Linked DNA regions of Homo sapiens: region 1 is linked to region 2. The links are chromatin loops, found by intact Hi-C in ENCODE. Cell type or tissue: mammary epithelial cell. All regions are shown on one strand. Region 1 overlaps ST6GALNAC5 (ST6 N-acetylgalactosaminide alpha-2,6-sialyltransferase 5). Region 2 overlaps ST6GALNAC5 (ST6 N-acetylgalactosaminide alpha-2,6-sialyltransferase 5).

What was found. Peaks named below come from ENCODE experiments on the same cell type or tissue, not always from the same donor. Only the 100,000 strongest peaks of a DNase experiment are listed, where the experiment ranks them.
Region 1: it touches region 2 in a loop (4-fold over the local background); 2 of 110 quality-filtered maps call a loop at or near these places.

The regions. Positions count from the first base shown.
Region 1 is chr1:76,946,453-76,954,452 of GRCh38, forward strand. All of the region lies in intron 2 of ST6GALNAC5 (ST6 N-acetylgalactosaminide alpha-2,6-sialyltransferase 5), which reads left to right. Among named protein-coding and RNA genes, the nearest start is that of ST6GALNAC5, 83 kb to the left of the region's middle. In mammary epithelial cell, no CTCF peak of the experiment used is centred here; a DNase peak (open chromatin) is centred at 3,269; H3K27ac peaks cover 343 bases.
Region 2 is chr1:76,994,244-77,002,243 of GRCh38, forward strand. The region is part of intron 2 of ST6GALNAC5 (ST6 N-acetylgalactosaminide alpha-2,6-sialyltransferase 5); the gene reads left to right. Among named protein-coding and RNA genes, the nearest start is that of MIR7156, 62 kb to the right of the region's middle. RefSeq lists an enhancer at 3,925-5,124. In mammary epithelial cell, no CTCF peak of the experiment used is centred here; a DNase peak (open chromatin) is centred at 4,588; H3K4me3 peaks cover 814 bases; H3K27ac peaks cover 3,940 bases.

The sequences.
Region 1 (8,000 bases), 48 kb before region 2:
TTTAGCACTGTGCATTAGCAGCAAGTAATTACCTCCAACTAGAATGAAATGAGGGTCAAGAATGGTTCCAAGTAATCCAGTGGAAGTGTTACTTGCTTTATTGAACATGCTAATACAAAGCTGTATTTGGAAGAGTCAAAGAAGAAAAAATGCCCCAAACCCAAATTGCCTTATGAGCTTTTTCACAAGAGCAGTCCAGAGTGGTCTGTACATGATAAATTTAAGAGTTGCGGTTGTTTAGTTTTACCACTTTAAATTAATTCACCTAAGAATTTAAATGATTTTGGGCTTCTGCTTTTGTGTCTAAATTTAATGATGCATTCTGTGAATATAAGGATAAACACACACAGATTTTTATACATGTAACTGACCTATTTTCAAATAGGTGTGCCTATTCCTGAATAAATAGATTGATGTCCTACCAGATTACAAATTAAGTAGATACGATTTATATGGTTTTAGTATGTGAAAGTATTAGCTGATTCTAATTTCTTCTTGTGAAATACTAAGCGAATGAAACATACTTATTAAAACTCAAACTGTTATTGACTTATAGTCATCCATAGTTCTAATCTGGGTGGGTGACAATTCAAAGTCATAACAATAATTTTTTTATTAGCAGCAAATTAGCTTTGAGAACAAAAATGCAATCAGCTCCAGAATTCATACATTTTTTTCTTTCATTAGACATTAACCAACCAAAGTTTAGGGTGAATATGTTTTATACATCTAGGTCAATGATAATACAAAGAATGCTAGCCTAATAGCAATATCTTGAGCTTTTTACCCCACTAACATACAGCAGAAAGCACGTAGAAAATAAGCTCTTTCAACGAAATAAGTAATTAGAAATGACGGACTGTTCAGATTTAAATTTGATGATAATTATTTAAAAATGACAGAAGTATTGGAAGTTTATCATTCAAACCACCTTAAAAGTTTTTCCTAGTATACACTACAACAACAACAAAAGGAACATTACAAAAACTAAGACTTTGAGAGGCCAGACATGGTGGTTCACACCTGTAATCCCAGCACTTTGGGAGACTGAGCGGGGGAGGATTGCTTGAGCTCAGAAGTTTGAGACCAGCCTTGGCAACATAGAGAGACCCCATCTCTAATAAAAAATTTTACATTAGCTAGGTGTGGTGGCATGTGCCCATTGACCCAGCTACTCAGGATGCTGAGGACACTGAGTGGGGAGGATTGCTTGAGCCCAGGAGTTCAAGGCTGCAGTGAGCTATGATCACGCCGCTGTATTCTAGCCTCGGTGACAGAGCTTGACCTTGTCTCATAAAAGGAAAAATAATAATAAGACGTTGGGAAACTTTTAAAGCAGAAGAGAAAATGTGGGCATATGTATAACTTCCCCTCAAATACCTCTATCCTATGCTGACACACTCATATTCCTAAGAAAGATAGCCGGAGAGGATTGCCAGACAAATGCAAACTTTTTTTATCCTGCAGAAGTTTCCTGTCCTGCATTCTTGCCTTCTTATCATCCTCAGATGAGAGGAGCTTAATACATCAGAAAAGTCAGGATACAGTAGGCTATGTTTCAGTAACAAATAAACCCCAAAGAGCGAATTGTTTAACACACTAAGTTTATTCTACACTCAAAGTCCAAAATGAATCAGATGGCCCTCTTCCATCTTATAGCCTGCAAGGTTGCTGTGTCAAGAAAGAGAGAGCTAAAAGTTTCCATGAGGCGTGTCTATAAGGGCCAGGTTTAGAAGTGCCTTGTGAAACCCCCCACCTTTGCATGCATCAGGGCCTAGCCATGTGATCCCAACCTAAGGCAAGGGAGATTGGGGAGTGGGTGGCCCACAAGAGGATGTGAAGTGGATCTTACCACTGTCTCTGCTGCGGGAGACCTTCTAGCTCCCTTAAGCTCATCTGGCTTAACAGCCAGCTCTGTCTTCTCTCCTCAGGGCTGTGCTGTGGGCCCTCTGATTCTCTAGAACCAACATCCCTTCAGAGAAAGAGAACGTTCAGTGAAAGAGGAAGAGAGAGAGATGGAATGACAGCACTAGCTCTCATACAAAGTCCCAAAAGCATGGAATTCCAGAATGGAATTCATTCTGCACATCATTTTCTTCAAGTGGGGAGAGAGAGAGAGGTATGGGAGTGGGGACAGAGAGAGAGAGAGAGAGAGAGAGAGAGAGAGAGAGAGAACTACTGAAATAAGAATTTACCCTTATATTTGGAATAAGTAAGAATATAAATAAGAATATCCTTCTCACTCTACTTTCCTTCCTCCCACATAACTACTCCCACCATAGTGAATATGATAGAGTGTATATCTGATTTCTTTACTCCAAAAAGATATCAAGAACCTTAAGCTTTCTTTCTGAGCCACTCCTCACTAAGCTTATCCTCATTTCTTAAAGTATAACTATAGCTGGGCCATTTTACATTCTACTGAATATTCTGTGACACTGTGGTCATCAGCATGAATGACACTTTGGGGACTCATCTAACCAATATTTTGGATGTCTCCCAAGTGCCAAGTCTTGTACTAACTCCATCCTGAGGCTGTGCTTCTCTCAAAGAGCTTGTGGTCTAGCTGGTGTCATCCAAATACTGACAGATACATTACAGGAAACACAGCTACTGTTGCTTGTAACCCACACCCTGAGGTGTGCTGCCAGGTATGTGCTCAGCCACACATCACACACAAAAATGCCTTCTGAGGTACCAGTTGTGTACTGCTCTAGAGTAATCACATCCAAGATGGGATGGCACATACATTAAAGACCAAAGCTTTGCTCTTCTCATGAGTGTTAAGAACTGGGAATTCGTTTCTTCCCGAGGCCAATTCTCACAGTCTTGATCTGTCAGAACTTACTGGGGTTGAGGAGAAAGATGATGTTCTGAACATGGCCTGTTTGGGCCTGTTTGGGGCTCAGTTTTGCCATCAGAGATGTTCCTTGCTGGCAGTGGCACTGGCCCACAATGGATAGAGCTGGCGTGAGGAGTGGAAGCTGTAAACCAGGACACCAGAAGTTGCCCTTTTTAGACCCAGCTCTTCCACTAACTCACTCTGTGACCTTGGAGGTGTCCTTTTGGCCTCTCTGAGCTCCAGTTTTCCTCATGTGTAAAATCAAATGTTTGGACTAGACAAGGGCTCTTTCAGCTGTGACACCCTGTTATTCTGGGCATCTGTGTTCCTGCCTCTGTAATTGAGGTCATCAGTCCTATGTCATACTGGGTCTGCAGGGAGGATGAATTGGAGCAGAGTCACCAGGTTGATCAACTCGAGAGGCATCCCTCCCACAGTGACTCACCAGGAGAAAAACCATTAGACCCATCACCTCTGGGACTTGTTGACACTGATTTTCGTTTTTTTCTATAACTTCTAAATGCTCACAAACTGAAGAAGGCAATAACCCTTTTTTAGTCAGTGCAGCTACCAAAATGGAAAGAAAGTACCTTTGCACCTGTCGCTGAGCTAGCCTCTCCAAAATGTACTTAGCCCATTGCTGAGGAAGTCTGTGGGTTTAGAGAGAGGACTTTCTAGAAGACAGAGCCCTGCCTGTCACTGGAAGCCCAGCTTAGCATGAGGGGACTTGTCACACAGTACTGTGGAATTACACACCTTTAGAGCTGCCAATAAGTTCAGCCTTCTCCTCACCTTCACACAGATTTCTTCACACACATTTTGCACACAGGGAAGTGAAGCCCAGAGAGGTTGATTAAGCCAAGGTCATGCACGGTATGAAGGACTGAGATGAGAACTGGCATCTTCTGACTCCTGACTGTTAGGCCAGTGCTCTTGCACTCTACCGTGCTAAATAATTCATAGACACATGAATCTGGTATCAAGAACAGTGACATGATAATGGTACAGCCAATAATGGTAGTTACATATACCACATATTTATTTTACATGTATATAATATGTGTATTATATGTAATATATATTCTTTAGTCCCAACTTATAGGTAAGAAACTGAGACACGTAGAGATGAACTAATTTATTCATTTGGTGACATACAGCTCAGTTGTTCCATTGAAGCAATTTTTTAAGTGCTTGTCATGAGCAGGCATTAAACTAGTCACTATGATGGAATTTAGAGTTAAATTAGAGCTCTGCCCTCAAGGAGATGATAGTAATGTATAACCTAAGCCAAAGACATGGGTAACAGTTATATAAGGGAGAGATGGGACCGATGTCAGAAGACAGAGCTGGCTAGATTTGGGGAAACTCAAAGAAAGGGATGTATTTTTTTTTCCAGATTGAATGGGTTAGAGGAGGAAAGACAAGGGTAGAGGTAACTGAACTGAATCTCCAAAGAAGTGTAGGTTGTAGGGCATAGAATAGGGAATGAAAAGCCAGAATGGGCCAAAAATATCTGCATGAAGCCAAACAGCACATCAGTTGACAAGTTTGTTCTTTGACAAGTGCGCAGCCACAACCAAGGGATAGCAAGTGTAAAATGCTTAGTAGTAGGTGAAGACGAGGAATGTGACTAATCTCACGAACCACCTGTGATAAAGAAATCTTTGCTTTCTGATTTTGTTACACCAAAAAAAAAAATAGAAAAGCCATTAGAAAACTTGTAAACCTGGTATCTAAACTACAAGCAAATTGAAACTGACCCAGCTCACTGTTAAGAGTCTCTTTGTGAGGGAAACCAGAGCATTTTCCTGTAAAGTCAACAGGGTTTACAGTTGTAATAGGCCATTGATTCTGAATACACAAATCTGAACAAACCACGGATCAAATCAGTCTCCCTGAAAGATGGCAGCTTCAAAAGGTAAAAGCCAGATGCAACAGAGTTAACCTCCATCACCACTTTAAAGAGGAGCAGAGCTGTGATTGTCTCCACTGAAGAACAAAATGAAGATTGGGTTTAAGCCAGTGTTGTGCTGGTAAATATTTGAACACTGACTGTTTAAAAATGTGTGTGTGTCAAGGACAGAAAACCAAACACCGCACATTCTCACTCATAAGTGGGAGTTGAGCAATTAGAACACATGGACACAGGGAGGGAAACATCACACACTGGGGCCTGTTTTGGATCTGTAGTTATTGGGAGGGTCAGGGGAGGGATGGCATTAGGAGAAATACCTAATGTAGATGACAGGTTGTTGGGTGCAGCAAACCACCGTGGCACGTGTATACCTATGTAACAAACCTGCACATGTACCCCAGAACACAAAGTATAATAGATAATATTTTAATGAAATATTAAAATTAAACTGCCAAGAATGTATATTTAAAAAGGTGTGTGTTTAAGCTTATTATTAATTTTCCCAATAAAGAGCACATAATTTACAAATAACAATAAAATGTTCAGTATTCTTTGTTCTAAATTCCATGTACCCAATCGTTTCTTTAAGAATGTTTTTATTGATTTTTGCCAAATTATTGTATCTATAGCTAACCTATGGGTGCAACTGATGAATGAATATAGTCCCAAAATAATATGGTTAGTATTTTTGGTTACCTTAGTAGGTAAGAAGAAGGTGAAACCAAAAAGACCTGTGTTGGAACCTCATTTGCTCCTCCATAATATTAGTAACTTCCTTACTGAATCAAATAACAGTTTTCAAATAATAGACCACCACTATTTTTCCAGTTTTGTGCTGCTCATGATGTAATGTCTACAAACACAGCACACTTTGAAGTTTAATATGTAATATTTACATTTTCTCCATCCATTTCTAATAATCAACAGTATAGCAAATCAAGTCCTGATTGGTGGTGTTTGCTTATTTCTATGATATAATACTTCCTTACAGCTGGTTTCCAGCTCCCAATGAGATATCACTGAATGCAGAGCTGGAAAGAGAGGTACCGTAGCAGGCCTTATATAACATTTTCACTATTATGCACTGAATATGTGCGTGTATGTCCCCAAGTCTATATGTTGAAGCCCTGACCCCCAATGTGATGGTATTTGGAGAAGGCTCCTTTGGTAGGTAATTAGATTTATGTAATTAGGTTTAGATGAGGTCACAAGTGTGGGGTCCCCATGATGAGATTAGTGACCTTATAAAAAGAGACCGGAGTATCCTATAACACTGTAGTTAAATATGAACAGAATTAACAATAATACATAGATTTAAATAGCTAGAATGAAGATATTGAATGGTCTCAACCCAAAGAAATGATCAATGTTTGAGATGATGGGTATGCCAATTACCCTGATCTGATCACTGTCCATCATGTGTATTGCAACATCACTATGTACCCCATAAACATGTACAATTATTATGTGTCAATTTTTTAAAACTAAAAAGTTTAAAAAATTAAAAATAATTGTAGAAAATAAAAACACCATGGTCACAAAAAAATAAAAATTAAAAAAGAAACCAGAGTTTGCACTTGTGCACCCCCTCGCCTGCCCCATCACCATAAAGGAACACCCTCCCTGTGCTTCCTCTTTCTATTGTTACCACTTACTCCCCATCCTCTCACAACTACTAATCTGTTCTCCATCTCCATAGTTTTATTTCCAGAATGTTATAAATATAAAATTATACAGTACATTAACTTTTGAGATGACTTTTTTCACTAAGAATAATACCCTAGTTTCGTCTACATAGTTGCATGTATCATTTCTTTTATTTCTGAGTAGTATTCCATTGTGCAGATAAACCAGAATTTGTTTAACCATTCACCCATTGATAGACATGTGGGTTGTTTCCAGTTCTTTGCTGTTATGGATAGAGCTGCCATAGACATTTGTGTATTTTGTATATAGATTTTATGCGAATATAACTTTTCATTTTTCTGGGATAAGTGCCTAAAACTGATTGCTGGGACCTATGATTGGCGCAAGAAACTTCCAAACTATTTTCCAGAGTGCCTGTATTATTTTCCTTTCCCACCATCATGTATGAGAGATCAAGCTTCTCTGTATTCTCACCAGCATTTTGTGTTGTCACTGTTTTCCATTTTAGCAGTTCTAATTGCTATGTGCTGATATCTCATTGTGGTTTTAATTTGCATTCTCTAATGGATAACGACGTTGGACATCTTTTTATGTGTTTATTTGCCACCTGTATCACCTCTTTGGGGAAATGTTTCCTCATGTCTTTTACCCATTTTCTAATTGGAGTTTGTTTCTTTACTATACAGTTTTAAGAGTTCTTTATATATTCGAGATGTAAGAAATTTGTCAGATATATGGTTTGCAAGCTTTTTCTCCCAGTCTGTAACTTGTCTTTTCATTCTCTTAAAAGAGTCTTTTGCAGCATAAAAGTTTCAAATGTTGATAAATCATATATCAATTTTTGGTGTCATGTCTAAGAACTCTTTACTTAGATTTACATCCTGAATATTTTCACTTATTTTTAAATAAAAAGTTTTAGAATTTTATATTTTCATTTAAATCCATGATCCATTATGAATTAATTTTTCATGTGGTGTGAGGTTTTAAATCAAGGTTCATTTTTCTGCCCATTGGTGTCCAATTGTTCCCGTGTTGTTTGTTCAAAGTTATCCCTTCTCCAATGAAATTTTTGTTTTTAATATAATTCATTTCATTATAAGTTTTAAAAATAATGCTTGTGCGTAACAACTAGCTCACAAAAATTTAACAATCAGTTCTGGGAGCCAGCACAGGGTGGCTCCAGCACTTTATTGGTTTAAACTATATTGTATGTTATTGATTAGGAGGGAAAAAGTAGTCATATGGATGGTTAGAAATGATGAGTGTTTACCTAAATGCCCATCAGTGATAGACTGGACAAAAAAAATGTGGTACATATACACCATGGAATACTGTGCAGCCTTAAAAAGGAGCGAGATTATGTCCTTTGCAGGGACATGGATGGAGCTGGAAGCCATAATCCTTAGCAAACTAATGCAGGAACAGAAAACCAAACACTTCATGTCCTCACTTATAAGTGGGAGCTGAATTATAAGAACACATGGACACATGTGGGAGAACAACCCACACTGAGGCCTGTTGGAAAGTGGGAGGGGAGGGAGAGTATCAGGAAGAATAGCTAATTGATGCTGGACTTAATGCCAAGGTGCTGAAATG
Region 2 (8,000 bases):
ACTTACAAAATGGCTTGATAGTTCATGTTAATGAGTTTTAAAATGCGGTATAACAACTTAATCAAATCAGACAGCTCCATAAAAGAATTAATTTGGTCATTGGCTCTCTTTCCAAAATGACTTTGTTGTACTGAGTAAGGTGAGAATTTTTCTGTGGCTGAAACATTCACAACTAGATTCGAAATGACATAGCCTGGGATAAGTTATGGATTAACCAAAGTTTCTCAGGAGTTATTTATATTTGGCCTCTTGTTAAATGAGATGCATGTCTTTTCTGAAGTTTCATTTTAATGAAAGAGAAAGAAGAATATGAATGACATGTATTAAAGACCCCGAGCCCACACTTAAAACCTCAATTTTGGATAACTTGTGTGTTACCTTTTAGAAATTAGAGTGTCATTGGGTTGCTATTATGGGTCGCCAACAGAAGGGGATTCAGGAATATCTCCATACTGCCCCAGACCACAGCAATAATTTTCTGCAATGTCAAGAGAAAAACACAGGACAATAACCAGTTGAAAGCAGCAAAGTTCTGCATTATTTTTTGCTGTCCTCTTGTCCCAAACTCTAGAGGAGATTATTAGAAACGTAGTATCTGCCCCTGTAGAATTATGGGCTTATGACAAGACTAGAGACCTAAGGAGACTAGTTTCTTGTCTATCCGGGCTCAAACACCAACCTCTTTCATGCACTTCCAGACTGAAGTTGTTTCTAAGGTCAGCTTTAAGGAGAAAATTACATATAATCAGAATTACCCTCCAGAATTCATAAATCACCTTCCATTGGTATAGATCACTGTCTCTTGGATTGAGCAGCAGATTAAGTAGTCAGATTGCATTTAGGTTTACATTATATAAAATTTAATATGTTTTGGCTGGGCGCAGTGGCTCACACCTGTAATCCCAGCACTTTAGGAAGCCAAGGTGGGAGGATGGATAGAGGTCAGGAGTTCAAGACCAGCTTGGGCAACATAGCAAGACCTCATCTCTATAAAAACTTTAAGAATTAGCTGGACACAGTGGCACATGCCTGTAGTCCCAGATACTTGGGAGGCTGGGGCAGAAGGATCATTTGAGCCCAGGAGTTTGAGGCTGCAGTGAGCTATGATCATGACACTGCACTCCAGTCTGGGTGACAGAATGAGACCGTGTCTCTTTAAATATTAGGAATCACCTTCAGAATGGCATTGAAAGGCAGGAAGTCTGCCAGGCAGTGCGTGAGGGAAGAGCAGAGTCATAGACTCTCCTCAGACTATCTTATTGACGGACAAGTTACAGGTACTTTTAAAATCAGTCTCTCCTTCCTCTCTCTCTCTCCTTTTCTCAGCTTTCTGTCTCTCTCCTAGAGTTAAATTTTAATGAAAAAAAATAATGTGAATTATTTGTGTGTTATATATGTGTAACATTTCTATGTATTTATATTATTAATATGACATAATAATATAATATTTGTATTATTAATATTTATTTAAAACCATCAGCACACACTTAGAACCTCCGTTTTGGGTAATGTAGTTATTACCAACATTCCTACCTGACATTTATTTGTGTATTTGTTCAGTGTATATCTGTGTCTTCTGTGAGACTGTGGGGTTTATGAAGAAAGGGACTATGTATCTTTTGGCTCACCATTTCATTCCCACGACTAGCATGGAGCCGAAGAGGAGATGAAAACATTTTTATCAAATGAATGGCTAAAGGAGAGAGACCATTAGACATTACTACCTTTGGAAGTTCTCTTAGTAACTGTGGCTCAATCATGTTGCAGTGTTATAGACACCTTTATAATTTACAAAGAACTTTCACAAACATGGCCTCATTATAAAGGTGACAAGCATGATTGTCCCCCATACCAGTCTGTAGAAGAAGAAACTGAGACTTGGAGAGGCTAACCAACTTGTGCAAAGTTGCACAGCTAACTTATGACAGAACTAGGTCTTGAACCCCTGTCTTCTAACCCTTAGCCAGACCAGTTGGAGTTCCCCATCCCCAGTGACCTCTCCTACATTTATGGGGACTCTTGTGTATCAGAGTTTGTGACTCTGTGCCCGTGTAAGGCAGTGATCACATCTTGTCCCTCACAACAGAGATGTATTAAGTGCCTACTATGCGCCAGACATGCAAAAAACTTCCAGGACGCAAACAAGAATGAGATGTATGTATTTCTTGCCATCAAAACAACTCACAATCTAATGCAGCATAGTGTTAAACATGTACATTTCTAATATACTGTTGAATATGTTTGTGGATGAAATCCTATCCTGCTTGCAGTTGCAATAATCTGCAGGTTAAATGGAAGGAAAAGCAAGGCTTGCTGGTTTGCACAAACGTTAACAACTATTAGCTCAAGTTCGAAACAAGATTGTAACCATTCTGCACAAGTGTTAAGGAGTGCATATTTGCAGAGCTGAGGCCAGGAGGCTTAAATTTTAGAAACAGCTGTGGAACTCCTTTCAGTATGTACAGTTGGAAGGAGGCTGGCATTGTCAGGGAGTCGCTCTGGAAAATACAGGCACTGAATATATTTTATCTTTTCCCTTATTCCAGTGTTAGTGTCCCCATAGAATTCCAAGTGAGAAAATAACCTGCAAAGGTGTGAGGTGGGAATCATATTACAACATTCAAGCAGGTGAGATCCTCAGAGATGAAAGGGGAAGAAAATGGCACTTTAATGCATGAGAGTAATCTTCCAGGATTTGTACCAGGATGTGTTATATTTTAACAAGAAGAGTTCTCAGAAGGGTCAGTTTCAGGAACATCACATGAACCCCTGGAGAAAAGTAAATGGTTGATTGGCTGTCACACTTACTGTTTCAATATGCTGGGTAAAGCAAAGCGAGGAAAGGTGAGGTCTCACCAAGTGCAGATTACAAAACAAATGCATTCTTTGTGTGCTTTTTTCATAGTAGATGATTTTGAAACAAAAAGAGAAAAATAAACCTGTTGAGTAGAAACTTGGGAAGTAAAACTGAGTGATAGAGGATTAGTTTTCACATGTAGGCGGTACACAGAGTTTGTACAGTTTCGTAGTTACAAGACAGGGTAGAATGAATATTTAAAGAGAAGACTGTTAGGAACAATGGTTCAGAAGGATGAAGGAACTCAATAAGGTTGTGAGGGATTGAGAAGGAATGTTTTGCTTGAAACATGGAGTATGGCAACAATGAATGAGCCTAGTTTTGAATCAAAATGACCTGAAAAACTTCTGTAGAAAGTTTCCAACAAAGCAGTGCTGTATTATGGAAGATCCTGCCATATGGATTGAAACTTTTCTAGAACTTTTAATAGACGAGCCCTCATAAGTAAGATCCAGGCAACCAAATTACTACTCTTTGAATGCTATTGTGGGTATCATGTCAAGATCCAATGTTTTCTTTCCATGTTATACTAAAGAAATAAAACTTAATGTCTATAGTTCAGGTTATATTTGAAACTTTAATAGTTCTAGATTGAAGCTAGCATAAAAACACTGTATACTGAGCATGGTGGCTCACACCTGTAATCTCAATGCTTTGAGAGGCCAAGGCCAGAGGATCACTTGAGGCCAGGAGTTCAAGACCAACCTGAGCAACATAGCGAGACCCCATCTGATATGGTTTGGCTCTGTGTTCCCACCCAAATCTCACCTCAAATTGTAATAATTCCCATGTGTTAAGAGCGAGACCAGGTGGAGATAATTGAATCATGGTGGCAGTTTCCTCTATGCTGTTCTCATGATAGTGACTTCTCATGAGATCTGATGGTTTTATAAGGGGCTTCCCCCTTTTCTCAGCACTCATCCTCCCTCCTGCTGCCCTGCGAAGAGGTGCTTTCTGCCATGATTGTCAGTTTCCTGAGGCCTTCACAGCTATGCGGAACTACGAGTCAATTAAACCTCTTTTCTTTATAAATTACCCAGTCTTGGGTATTTCTTCATAGCAGCATGAAAACAGACTAATACAGTAAATTGGTACCAGGAGTAGTGGATCACTGCTGAAAACATACCCAAAAAATGAAAATAAAAAATTAGCCAGACATGATGGCATGCTCCTGAGGTCTAGCTATTCAGGAGGCTAAGGCAGGAGGATCGCTTGAGCCCAGAAGTTTGAGGTTACAGTGAGCTATGATTGTGCCACTGCACTGTAGCCTGGGTGACAGGGTGAGACTTTGTCTCTAAAAAAGTGAAATTAAAAAAAAGAAAGACTCCATAAATGACATTTTAAAGGGAAAAAATGTTTATGACAATTATATTGTATATTCAAACAAAATGTATTCTTATTTCATAACCAATGAAAATCTGTGTTGACTGGAAAAGAGATTAATTATGGTCACTGAGAAGCAGAATGTAAAGCATTATTTGCAGGAAAAGAAAGCCTAGTTTCCTTTACATGCCACTCACATATTGGTATTTTCTCATTATTAGAACTTACATTTTTTTAAGTTCAGAGTTTTAAAATTCCCCAGAGACTTCTGCAAAACCTGAACCATCATTGAGTAATCCATCAAAAATCCAGAGGCATTAAAAGTTCCATGACTAATATGTGTGAAATGTTTGAAGATGAAACTCTCTTTTGTAATTATAGACCGCAGAATGTGGAATAGTTTCTGCCGTTTGAATTACCTACCTGAGGATACTACTTGAAAGTTCCATCTTCCGTAAATAACAGCCAGCCTGTTATAGAAGACAGGCAGTGTTTTCATACCTGGAATAGAAATTATTTTAGAATCATTTCCATGCAACATTTTTTCATTATTACTAAGATCTGGTGACTATGAAAGGGAGTAAACTTACACAGCTGGCTCTTTTCAGACAGAGAGATTCAATTTATTCTTGTTCCAATACTGTAGGAAAATAAAAAGGTTAAAATTACCTTTTGGATTCAATGTGATATTTTCCCTAGATACCTAAACAAATGGAAGACAGGCAGCTTTCCCAGCTTTGGAATAGGGGACAGTAAGGGATTTCCCTTGTAGCGTGTTGTGTTTTATCTGAAATCTGGCCCTTTTCTGTAATTAAAAAAGGGATTTAGGTACTGAATTTAATCCTTTAAATGGCCAATATCTTGTAACTTTTCCAGATATTTCCCTGGTTCATCAAGAGGCAAGAGACTTACTTTAATTCTGATCTAATATGTACCTGCCTTTTAATTATGTGCTAAAACAATTTGGGAGATGGGATGGTTTGGTACAAACTTGCTCCTGCTGTGGAAATGGTGACTTGGTTGATCTAGGTTCTGGTCCAGAAATGTGCAGGTTTGGGTTTGTTTTTTTTTTTTCAATTATTATACTTTAAGTTTTAGGGTACATGTGCACATTGTGCAGGTTAGTTACATATGTATACATGTGCCATGCTGGTGCGCTGCACCCACTAACTCATCATCTAGCATTAGGTATATCTCCCAATGCTATCCCTCCCCCCTGCCCCCACCCCACCACAGTCCCCAGAGTGTGATATTCCCCTTCCTGTGTCCATGTGATCTCATTGTTCAATTCCCACCTATGAGTGAGAATATGCAGTGTTTGGTTTTTTGTTCTTGCGATAGTTTACTGAGAATGATGATTTCCAATTTCATCCATGTCCCTACAAAGGACATGAACTCATCACTTTTTATGGCTGCATAGTATTCCATGCTATATATGTGCCACATTTACTTAATCCAGTCTATCATTGTTGGACATTTGGGTTGGTTCCAAGTCTTTGCTATTGTGAATAATGCCGCAATAAACATACGTGTGCATGTGTCTTTATAGCAGCATGATTTATAGTCCTTTGGGTATATACCCAGTAATGGGATGGCTGGGTCAAATGGTATTTCTAGTTCTAGATCCCTGAGGAATCGCCACACTGACTTCCACAATGGTTGAACTAGTTTACAGTCCCACCAACAGTGTAAAAGTGTTCCTATTTCTCCACATCCTCTCCAGCACCTGTTGTTTCCTGACTTTTTAATGATTGCCATTCTAACTGGTGTGAGATGGTATCTCACTGTGGTTTTGATTTGCATTTCTCTGATGGCCAGTGATGATGAGCATTTTTTCATGTGTTTTTTGGCTGCATAAATGTCTTCTTTTGAGAAGTGTCTGTTCATGTCCTTTGCCCACTTTTCGATGGGGTTGTTTATTTTTTTCTTGTAAATTTGTTTGAGTTCATTGTAGATTCTGGATATTAGCCCTTTGTCAGATGAGTAGGTTGCGAAAATTTTCTCCCATTTTGTAGGTTGCCTGTTCACTCTGATGGTAGTTTCTTTTGCTGTGCAGAAGCTCTTTAGTTTAATTAGATCCCATTTGTCAATTTTGTCTTTTGTTGCCATTGCTTTTGGTGTTTTGGACATGAAGTCCTTGCCCATGCCTATGTCCTGAATGGTAATGCCTAGGTTTTCTTCTAGGGTTTTTATGGTTTTAGGTCTAACGTTTAAGTCCTTAATCCATCTTGAATTGATTTTTGTATAAGGTGTAAGGAAGGGATCCAGTTTCAGCTTTGTACATATGGCTAGCCAGTTTTCCCAGCACCATTTATTAAATAGGGAATCCTTTCCCCATTGCTTGTTTTTCTCAGGTTTGTCAAAGATCAGATAGTTGTAGATATGCGGCGTTATTTCTGAGGGCTCCGTTTTGTTCCATTGATCTATATCTCTGTTTTGGTACCAGTACCATGCTGTTTTGGTTACTGTAGCCTTGTAATATAGTTTGAAGTCAGGTAGCGTGATGCCTCCAGCTTTGTTCTTTTGGCTTAGGATTGCCTTGGCGATGCGGGCTCTTTTTTGGTTCCATATGAACTTTAAAGTAGTTTTTTCCAATTCTGTGAAGAAAGTCATTGGTAGCTTGATGGGGATGGCATTGAATCTGTACGTTACCTTGGCCAGTATGGTCATGTTCACGATATTGATTCTTCCTACCCATGAGCATGGAATGTTCTTCCATTTGTTTGTATCCTCTTTTATTTCCTTGAGCAGTGGTTTGTAGTTCTCCTTGAAGAGGTCCTTCACATCCCTTGTAAGTTGGATTCCTAGGTATTTTATTCTCTTTGAAGCAATTGTGAATGGGAGTTCACTCATGATTTTGCTCTCTGTTTGTCTGTTGTTGGTGTATAAGAATGCTTGTGATTTTTGTACATTGATTTTGTATCCTGAGACTTTGCTGAAGTTGCTTATCAGCTTAAGGAGATTTTGGGCTGAGACAATGGGGTTTTCTAGATATACAATCATGTCGTCTGCAAACAGGGACAATTTGACTTCCTCTTTTCCTAATTGAATACCCTTTATTTCCTTCTCCTGCCTAATTGCCCTGGCCAGAACTTCCAACACTATGTTGAATAGGAGTGGTGAGAGAGGGCATCCCTGTCTTGTGCCAGTTTTCGAAGGGAATGCTTCCAGTTTTTGCCCATTCAGTATGATATTGGCTGTGAGTTTGTCGTAGATAGCTCTTATTTTGAAATACCTCCCATCAATACCTAATTTATTGAGAGTTTTTAGCATGAAGGGTTGTTGAATTTTGTCAAAGGCTTTTTCTGCATCTATTGAGATAATCATGTGGTTTTTGTCTTTGGCTCTGTTTATATGCTGGATTACATTTATTTATTTGCGTATATTGAACCAGCCTTGCATTCCAGGAATGAAGCCCACTTGATCATGGTGGATAAGCTTTTTGATGTGCTGCTGGATTCGTTTTGCCAGTATTTTATTGAGGATTTTTGCATCAATGTTCATCAAGGATATTGGTCTAAAATTCTCTTTTTTGGTTGTGTCTCTGCCCGGCTTTGCTATCAGGATGATGCTGGCCTCATAAAATGAGTTAGGAAGGATTCCCTCTTTTTCTATTGATTGGAATAGTTTCAGAAGGAATGGTACCAGTTCCTCCTTGTACCTCTGGTAGAATTCGGCTGTGAATCCATCTGGTCCTGGACTCTTTTTGGTTGGTAAACTATTGATTATTGTCACAATTTCAGTTCCTGTTATTGGTCTATTCAGAGATTCAATTTCTTCCTGGTTTAGTCTTGGGAGAGTGTATGTGTCGAGGAATTTA